Regions from separate parts of the Homo sapiens genome. Here region 1 is linked to region 2. Evidence: chromatin loops called from intact Hi-C (ENCODE). Cell type or tissue: transverse colon. All regions are shown on one strand.

What was found. A loop is a pair of places that touch in the nucleus more often than their neighbours do. Peaks named below come from ENCODE experiments on the same cell type or tissue, not always from the same donor. Only the 100,000 strongest peaks of a DNase experiment are listed, where the experiment ranks them.
Region 1: a loop joins it to region 2, with 11 times the contacts of the local background. A loop is called at or near these places in 1 of 110 quality-filtered maps.

The regions. Positions count from the first base shown.
Region 1 is chr5:143,320,429-143,325,428 of GRCh38, forward strand. All of the region lies in intron 2 of NR3C1 (nuclear receptor subfamily 3 group C member 1), which reads right to left. It also overlaps the pseudogene RPL7P21. Among named protein-coding and RNA genes, the nearest start is that of NR3C1, 81 kb to the right of the region's middle. In transverse colon, no CTCF peak of the experiment used is centred here; no DNase peak of the experiment used is centred here.
Region 2 is chr5:142,832,303-142,837,302 of GRCh38, forward strand. The region is part of intron 1 of ARHGAP26 (Rho GTPase activating protein 26); the gene reads left to right. Among named protein-coding and RNA genes, the nearest start is that of ARHGAP26-AS1, 34 kb to the right of the region's middle. In transverse colon, no CTCF peak of the experiment used is centred here; DNase peaks (open chromatin) are centred at 1,399 and 2,359; H3K27ac peaks cover 2,706 bases.

The sequences.
Region 1 (5,000 bases), 490 kb after region 2:
AAAACCTATACATTAATAGATCAAGAGAATGTTCAGTAAAGGATTTTTCAGACCTCTAAGACACCAGTGGCCTACTACTCAGTGTCTCTGGGCTTGGTTTCCCTGTCTGTAAAACGAAGGTCTTGATTTAATTAACTCCAAATAAGCTGGCCATATCTTGCAAGATGGGTTTGGGGATGGAAAAGTGGAGAGGAAAACACTTGGATCTGTAAAGGGTTTCTTAGGTCCTGTGTATTTATTTGTAGAGAGAATATAATCATGTTATCTATGCTACTTAAAGTCTAATCTGTCTCACAGAAATAATGTATTTCTTTCTCATTGGAAGAATTAATCCAGTTTGGTCACTGTGTTTGGGTAACTTACTTCCTAACAGCTGTATCCTTCTTTGCTCTTCAAACCAAGTGTCAAAGATGGAGAAAAACAGAATAAGTCTTGAGACCCCAAGCACTCCCTTCTCAGGCTGTGTGTTATCAGTTCTGTTTGCTCAGGCTTGCATTAGGGGATGCGAGTTTTAAGCAGAAGCAATAATAGTACATTGAATGGTAAACAGAATACCAAGAACCAGTATGGTAAGAAGAAAGACTAAAAACTTTTTGATCGCATAGTTATTTCTAGAATGAAGACCGGATTTTGTTCCCACCTTATGGTTCCTCACACATAAGAGCATACAAGGATAATAGATGGTTCATAATTCAGAATTAGGAACATGATGTCTTCAGAGAAGGCAAGAACATGTTGGAGACAATAGTGCAGTTATTGACTTTTTCCAACAAGGTATCTCGAGCATCTTTGAAATGCCATTTGTGTTCACCTCAAATACAACAGTAACTTATTTCTAAATATTTTATTCGATTCTTAAAGAGAGATTTGAATTTCTCTCACTATATTTAGTAACCCAGACTTACATGCAGAGATTTTGCCAATTCTAACCCATCTTCCACATCCTATTTATTACTCCCTGTAACACTATGTCAGGACCTATTCCTTCCCATCCACTCTGACCGCTGCCATTCTAATGCATGCCTTCTCTCACCTCTTGCTTTAACCACTGCAATGGTTGATACTAAGTAGTCCTTCTGGCACTGGCTTCTCTTTCCATTCTATCCCCCACACACTGCTAAAACTCTTTTCTCAACATGATTAAAAATCTGAAGGGCTCCTCCACTGTTTATAGTACAAGCTCAGTATGGTCCATAATTTGGTCTTTTTATTTTTCCAGTCATATGTCTTATCACTCCCCTACATAATCCATGTAGTTTCTTTATCACTACAGGGATCCTGGATTCTACAAATATTTATCAAGTACCTATGATAGGAGTAGCTTTTGCTAAGATCTGTTTTCCCTGCCTGAAGTGTCCACCATGGTATTCCTGATCCATGACAGCTTCTAGACTTCCTAAAACACTGCCATATAGCACTTTGCACAGATGATCCTATGTTACCTTTTGATGTATATGTATCCTGTTTCTATCAATAATCTCTTTTAGGTAGGGCCCATGTCTTGGGTCTCTCCATATCGCCAGCATCTTGTACAAAGTTCAGTATATGTTCACTTATTTTTCTTATTTATACTTTCTATCTTTATCTGTTTTGCAAAAGAACTCTGAGACAGCTAACATGGTAAATATTTATGAGATTATAATCAGAATACAGGTATAACCTCACCATTACTTGGCACTATTATGCAAGCTCTTTCTTTGTATAGATTATCTCATTTAATCCTCTCCACAGACCTAAGAGGTGGGTACTATTTTCAGCATTTACAGATGAAGAAACAAGATTTAGAAAAGTTGAGTTGCCTAAAGTGATCTAAGTAACTAGTAAAGTCAGGGTTCAAACCCAGGTCTTTCTGACACCAACATCAGTGTTCTTAAGCAATCTTCTTCATTTTCCACTATGATAAAGTGTCAGAACTGAGAAGCTGAGGTATATCCAGGCCTTCAACTTGAGAAATAACACTTTCTACTTTGTAGGCTGAAGTTTGATGTCTTGATGACATAATGCAAAAAAGGTGGCAATTTTTTTTCTGTGCCTGCCTCCAATCATGACCTGCAAATGAAGATTTTTGCCCAAATAGGGATTGCCAGACTAGGTCAAATAGGTAAAAACATTTGTCTTAAAACTGTGTGACGATCTGTGTCATTTGACCAAATTTTCAAATGTTCCTCAAACTAACAGATATCTCATATTGCATAATTAGCAGTTCCTAAATCCTAAAAAGACATTTATAAAAACAAATGGAAATGCAGAACAGTTGTGTCTATATTCATATCAATATAAAGGAAGGAAAAGGAACCCTCAGAACCAATCTCAACCTGATTTAAAGCCACATTACCCCTTTCCTTCCCTCAAAGGCAAAGGCTTAATTCTTTAATTCTTAGATTCTCACATTAACTTGAGAACTTTTTGGTTTCTCTGTCATGCCAGTATACTAGACAAGTTTCTTTTGCTATCTGGATTTCCCTCAGGTTTTGATGCTGCTGCTCTCACTTCACACTCAGGTCCCTACATATCCACTGAAACAATTTAAAGGAATAATCTTAGGTACAGGACTCCCCACTTATCTGTGGTTTCACTTTTGACAGTTTCAGGTACCTGCAGTCAACCACAGTTTGAAAACATTAAGTGGAAAATTCCAGAAATAATTAATAAGTTTTAAATTCTGTGCAATTCTGAGTAATGAAATCTTATGCCCTGGAACGTGAATCATCCCTTTGTCCAGCATATCCACACTGGAGACGCTCCCTGCCGGTTAGTCCCTTACTAGCCATCTGTATTAGTTGTTTTCACACTGCTGATAAAGATATACCTAAAACTGGGAAGAAAAAGAGGTTTAATTGGACTTACAGTTCCACATGGCTGGGGAAGCCTCAGAATCATGGCAGGAGGTGAAAGGTACTTCTTACATGGTGGTGGCAAGAGAAAAATGAGGAAGAGGCAAAAGTTTTGGAAACCCCTGATAAACCCATGAGATCTCGTCAGTCTTATTCACTATCATGAGAATAGCACAGGAAAGACCAGCCCCCATGATTCAATTACTGCACCCCCACCCCCGGGTCCCTCCCACAACACATGGGAATTCTGGGACATACAATTCAAGTTGAGATTAGGGTGGGGACACAGCCAAACCATATCATTCCACCCCTGGCCCCTCCAAATCTCATGTCCTCACATTTCAAAACCAATCATGCCTTCCCAATAGTCCCCCAAAGTCTTAGCTTATTTCAGTATTAACCCAGAAGTCCACAGTCCAAAGTCTCATCTGAGACAAGGCTAGTAAGTCTCTTCTGCCTATGAGCCTATAAAATCAAAAGCAAGCTAGTTACTTCCAGATACAAGGGCCGGAGGGATGGGGGGCAGGGGGTAGGGGGGTGTCACAGGTTAAATACAGCTGTTCCAAATGGGAGAAATTGGCCAAAACAAAGGGGTTACGGGGCCCATGCAAGTCTGAAATCCAGTGAGTTAGTCAAATTTTAAAGCCCCAAAATGATCTCCTTTGACTCCAGGTCTCATATCCAGGTCATGCTGATGCAAAAGATGGATTCCCATGGTCTTGGGCAGCTCCGCCCCTGTGACTTTGCAGCCTACCTCCCGGCTGCTTTCACAGGCTGGCATTGAGTGTCTGTGGCTTTTCCAGGTACATGGTGCAAGTTGTTGGTGGATCTACCATTCTGGGGTCTGGAGGATGACGGCTCTCTTCCCACAGCTCCACTGGGCAGTGCCCCAGTAGGGATTCTGTGTGAGGGCTCCAATCCCACATTTCCCTTCTGCACTGCCCTAGCAAAGGTTCTCCATGACAGCCCTGCCCTGCAGTAATACTTCTGCCTGGGCATCTAGGTGTTTCCATACGTCTTCTAAAATCTAGGCAGAGGTTCCCAAACCTCAATTCTTGACTTCTGTGTACCCACAGGCTCAGCACCATGTGGAAGCTGCCAAGGCTTGGGGCCTCCACCCTCTGAAGTCACAGCCTGAGCTCTATATTGGCTCCTTTCAGCCACAGCTGGAGCAGCTGGGACACAGGGCACAAAGTCCCTAGCCTACACATAGCATGAGGACCGTGGGCCTGGCCCACGAAACCACTTTTTCCTCCTGGGTCTCTGGGCCTGTGATGGGAAGGGCTGCTGTGAAGGTCTCTGACATGGCCATGGAGACATTTTCCCCATGGTCTTGGGGATTAACATTAGGCTCCTTGCTACTTATGCAAATATCTGCAGCCAGCTTTAATTTCTTCTCAAAAAATGGGTTTCTCTTTTCAACTGCATTGTCAGGCTGCAAATTTTCTGAAGTTTTATGCTGTTTCCCTTTTAAAACAGAATGCTTTTAACAGCACCGAAGTCACCTTTTGAGTGCTTTGCTGCTTAGAAATTTCTTCCACCAGATACCCTAAATCATCTCTCTCAAGTTCAAAGTTCCACAAATCTCTAGGGCAGAGGCAAAATGCTGCCAGTCTTTTTGCTAAAACATAACATAGTAACCTTTGCTCCAGTTCCCAAAAAGTTCCTAATATCCATCTGAGACCACCTCAGCCTGGATCTTATTGTTCATATCACTATCAGCATGTTGGTCAAAGCCATTCAACATGTCTCTAGGAGGTTCCTAACTTTCCCACATTTTCCCGTCTTCTTCTGAGTCCTCCAAAGTTCCAAAGTCGCTTCCACATTTTTGGGTATCTTTTCAGCAACACCCACTCTACTGGTACCAATTTACTGTATTAGTCCATTTTCATGCTTGTGATAAAGACACACCCAAAACTGGGAACAAAAAGAGGTTTAATTGGACTTAGAGTTCCACAGGGCTGGGGAGGCCTCAGAATCATGGCGGGAGGCAAAAGGTACTTCTTACATGGTGGTGGCAAAAGAAAAATGAGGAAGAGGCAAAAGGGGAAACCCCTGATAAACCCATCAGATCATGTGAGACTTATTAACTATCACGAGAATAGCAAGGGAAAGACCAGACCCTGTGATTCAATTAGCTCCCCCTGGGTCCCTCCCACAACACAT
Region 2 (5,000 bases):
TAAATGGGGTTATATGGGTGAGGCCCTGATATGATAGGATTAGTGTCCTTATAAAAAGAGACAACCGAGAGCAGGCTCTCTCTCTCTCTCTGCACACATGCACAAAGAAGAGGTCATGTGAGTGTAGAGCCGGAAGGCAAGCCAGGAGGAGAGCCTGCAGCAGGACCTGACCTTGCTGGCACCCTCATCTTGTCTTCCAGCCTCCAGAACTGTGAGAAAATAAAGTTCTTTTTCTTATGGCAGCTCAAGCTGACTAATACAAATAACAAACACTTATTTCAGGTCTTTTGTGTGCCTGGCACAGGACATCTAGGGAAGCGTGGCCCCCTGATGTTATGCAGTTTAGGTAAGTCCCTCTGTCCTTGCCCTGATGTCTTGCAGCTTTTGGTCAAAATGTAAGAGCAAGACACTGTGTTGGGCATTGAGTTTACAAAGATCATGAAGAGCTTATATCTTAGAAGGAAAGAAAGAGAAATGATTCAGTGGGAGTTGAATCTGCTCAGATGCTTAAGACACGGGTATAGCTGAAATGATGAGCTAGGCAAGCAATGTAAGGAATAGATTATAATATTAATTATCTTTCAGCTCAACACAGTTCAGTTTTTTTCTAGTTTTTTACTTAAAAATTTTTTTTGATTATAAAAGAAGTGAAAACTACCTGTATCTGTAGAATATTTGAAAAGTATAATATGGAAAATTTGTAAAGCAGTAGGATGAAATACACTCATAATCTTACCACAGAGAACTTTTATTTCTTTTTTTTTGTTTTTGAGGTGGAGTTTCACTTTTGTTGCCCAGGCTGGAATGCAATGGCATGATCTCTGCTCACTGCAGTTTGCCTCCCAGGTTCAAGCAATTTTCCTGCCTCAGCCTCCCGAGTAGCTGGGACTACAGGCACCCACCACCACACCCGGCTAATTTTTTTTTTTTTTTTTTTTAGTAGAGATGGCATTTCACCATGTTGACCAGGCTGGTCTCAAACTCCTGGCCTCAGGTGATCTGCCTGCCTCAGCCTCCCAAAGTGCTAGGATTACAGGCATGAGCCACTGTGCCTGGCCCTTTTATTCCTTTTTTAAAAAATATTTTTTAAAAAACATGTTCATGTACTTTTAAATGTGTACTGTTTCTGTTTTATGGATATAAGATAATTTTCTTACCTCTTAACTTTAAACATTTAGAGTGTTTCCTTTTTAAGTTTTTTTTAAACTATTTTAAAGAATATGATGGACATTTTTGTATGTACTTTTTTCCCCCATTTAATTTCCTTCAAACAGACTCCTTGAAGTGGAATTACTTGGTCAAAGGGCACAAGCATTTTTAAGGGCTTTGGGGACATCCTACCTACCGCTGATATTTGCGCTCTTTCTGTGTGAGCAAGGGTCATGTTTGGCTTTGGCATTAGGGGCGGAGGCCTGGGGACAGTGAGAGGAGAATGAGATGTGGCCACTACCCCTACAGAGTCTGTGTAATCTACCAAGAGAGGCATACCCAGAAGTGTGGGAGCTGTGAGGACCTTTTACTTTGTAAGTAATTTACCTCGTCTTTCTGAAACAACACAAAAATTTCAAACTACCACTTGGAAATATCTTGACCTTGGCGTTGGTAAATTTTCTGGGATTTCGGGGCCATCTTTAGACTCATAAGTGGGACAGTCATGCTTTTGGCAAGAAAGAAACATACTCATATTTAATAAGCCATGTTCAGTTTTAAACTAGATTTGTGTATGTTATATCGGGGTGCTTCTTGAGGAAATTTTGATTAGTGGACAAAAAATTATGAGCATGATAATTTATTTCCTTAGCCACATACCCCTATTTCTCAAAGAGATTTGCCAAGAAAGGCTTATTTTAAACTATTTAAATGTAAGCTTAGCATGTATCCAGAAAAGTACACAGCTCAGAAATGCAGAGCTTGATAAATTATCACACAGTGAATACACTTATGTAATGGCAACCCAGGCCAAGCAATAAAAATGATTAGCATCCTGGAAAGCTCCATCTCATCTCTAGCCTTTCCCTCTTCTCCTAGAGCAACCATTCTTCCTGAGTTCCAGCAACTTGGATTTTGCCTCCTGTTGAGTTTAAGAAAAGTTTTTAATCATTTTGGAAACTTATTTTAAAAATTAAATTCAAAAGCCCTAGCTAATCTACCTGTATCCTTTATCTATTATGGTATAACAAATCTTCCCAAGCCTTTGAGACCAAAGATGACAATAGTGTTTATTTCTTGTGACTCAGTGGATTGACTGGGTGGTTCTGTTGTCCTCTTCTGGGCTCACTTGTGCAGCTACATTCAGGGCGGGGACCACAGGGCCCCTCCCCATGTAGTCTTTCATCCTGGGCATCTACATGCTCTGGCAGCTTCAGGGCAGCTTTCCAAAAGGACAAAGGTGGAAGCTCCGGGCCTCTTGAGGCCTAGGCTTTGGAATTTGCATGGCCTCACTTCTGCCACATTCTGTTGGCCAAAACAAGTCACAAGGGATCCAACTGTATCACAGAATCCAGAGAGTGGAGAAACTGCCTCCAACTCTGAATGGGAGGAATGGCAAAGTCACGTTGCAAAGGAACATGCATTAAAGGTGCGTGGCCATTAGCAATCTACCATATCACCCAAAGAGTGCTATGATCCTGTGTAGACCAAGTTTATTGTTAATACAGAGCTCTATAATACTGAGACTCTGTTCCACCTGGTTCACGTGTGAACACTGTCAGTTGACAGAGCCAGGATGCCTGGGGCTAGTAGGGGATGTATTGTCTCCATCTGATAGAAGAGGATTAGATCAGAAATAGGAGAGCTTTTAAGGATTGCTTTTCTTTGGTAAATCAAGTTTGATCTGTACTAAATCATTTTCTTTTTCTTGATGTTTCTTTCATTGTTTGAAATAGCCTCTGTTTATCTCATGAAGTGATTTGAAGTTAATGCTTTAACAACATGAAAACATTTCTGGACTTGGAATGGCTGTTCTTCAAAGCACATTTGTACCTTAACCCATCAGAGATAGAATTTATGGTATAGAGATGTCTTCTTTTTCTTCTGGTTCTAGATACCCCGTGTAAGAGAGTATTCAGGTGGCCCCATTCATTTAACTCCTGGGTCTTGCAATCTTTATCAAAGTGAAATAGTCAAGGTAATATCAAGTCTATTTGATACAAGAAGAGTCTCTGATTCATCAAAAACATCCAACTGACATATTACCCAGATAGATGCTTATAGGGTGGTTAAGTCTCACAATTTCTTTGACTTGTCTTTTACCCAGGTGTCTTTTCAAAATGGAGGGAAATGGTGTTTTGGATTTGATTTGGTGATTTCGTGATTTGGTAATGATAATAGCAAGGAGTGGATCCTTTTTATTGAGCATTTTCTATGTTCATGGAGTTCCCTGAGCTTAGTACTTTTCACACATTGTCTCACAGGGTTTGTGGGGAATGAAATTAGGTAACCCATGGTTAGCACATGATACATAATAAAAACCCAATAGTGGTTAGCCACCAACACCAAGAGATGGATAATAATAATTTTCATTTAATTTAGCTCTTACAGTGATCTCAATTAGATTCTATTTGTGTTATTAACTTGTACAATCAAATCATCACAAAACCCTCTAAGATTAGTTTTAGTATTACACCCATTTTATATATTAGGAAATTCAGGTACGCAGAGTTGAAGCAATTCACAGAGTTAGTAAATGGCAGAGCCAGGATTTAAACCCAGGCCAGGGCATCTGAATCCAGGGCATTGGTACCCTTTCTTGGTTCTTGGGAATGGAATCTTCACGTACATTGACTTGGTGTCTGGATTCTTGGAGAGCAAAAGTAAGATATCATCAACCCACTTCCCTCCTCTAATGTTTAATTCTGGGTCCAGGCATCCTGGGCAGGGGCTCTGAACTGGTGATGCCAAGTTGCTGCTTCACTCAGTTAATGATCTCTCTGGGGTTTTGGCTTTTCACTTAATCTGTGGTTCATTCTTCCCCTCTGAAGAGAGGAGCTGGCTTCCTTAAAGCCTGACAGCTTTTTTCCCCGGTGATGAACCAGTCATATAAATCATTTACAACTTACTCTTTAAAGAGATGTTCCTTTTTCCCAATGCCAGAATTCAAGATACTCTGTAAGGCAGGAGCTCAAAGCCCTTTACCTGGGCTAATTAGACCACCTATGCTAATTAGACCACCTCTTCTCATTTCTCTGTTTGAGGCTTCAAGTAAGAAGAAGTCTCCCATGCACTCAGTCTGAAGTAATTTCCATAGTTTTCCTTGGCATCACTGAGTATTTTGAGACATCTCGAGGCCTGTGTTTTCACAGAAGTTGTCTCCGGGTTACTTAGAAGAGTAAGGATTGGAATAGAATTGCAGGGTACCCCAGTTTTAGTCTCCCCATGGAGTAGTTCAAAGGAGTTTGAAATTGCAAATATAAATAAGACTTTATGGTTCATGTTGTTATTGCCACCCTTCCCAATTTAGAAAACCTTTGGATCAGATACCATACTAGGCATTTTACAGGTATTATTTCATGTATTCTTTAAAACAGTTTTATGAGATTGGTATTATCGTACCTACTTTCCAGACATGGAAACTGAAGGACAATTATGTAACTTGCCTCAGGTCAGGTAGGGAGGAAGTAGCCCAGGTGGTACTGAGATCAGAGCTCAGGTTTTTCATATTTCAAATCCTGTTTTTTCCTGGGTGACTTACCCCATTGATGTGTCCTTCAGGCACCCTTTAAATCTCTCGCAGAACGCATTTGGAAACCAAAACGGTTTTTGTCTAAAATTCATTATCTGGAACTTCTGTAGTCAGTACTCTTTCTTCACCTTATCCTCTTTCCATTTTTTCCTCTGAGTTCTTGGGATGAAGTAATGAAGTTTGGAGGCAAGAAGGCCTGGGATTAGGTTCCTTTTAAGTTACTTGGCAAGAGAAAACAAAAGGGTAGACGTCATGAGAAAGTTTCCCATTGTATCTCTAAGCTCAGTGGAGGATACTCTATTGGAAAGTTCTGTTCTTC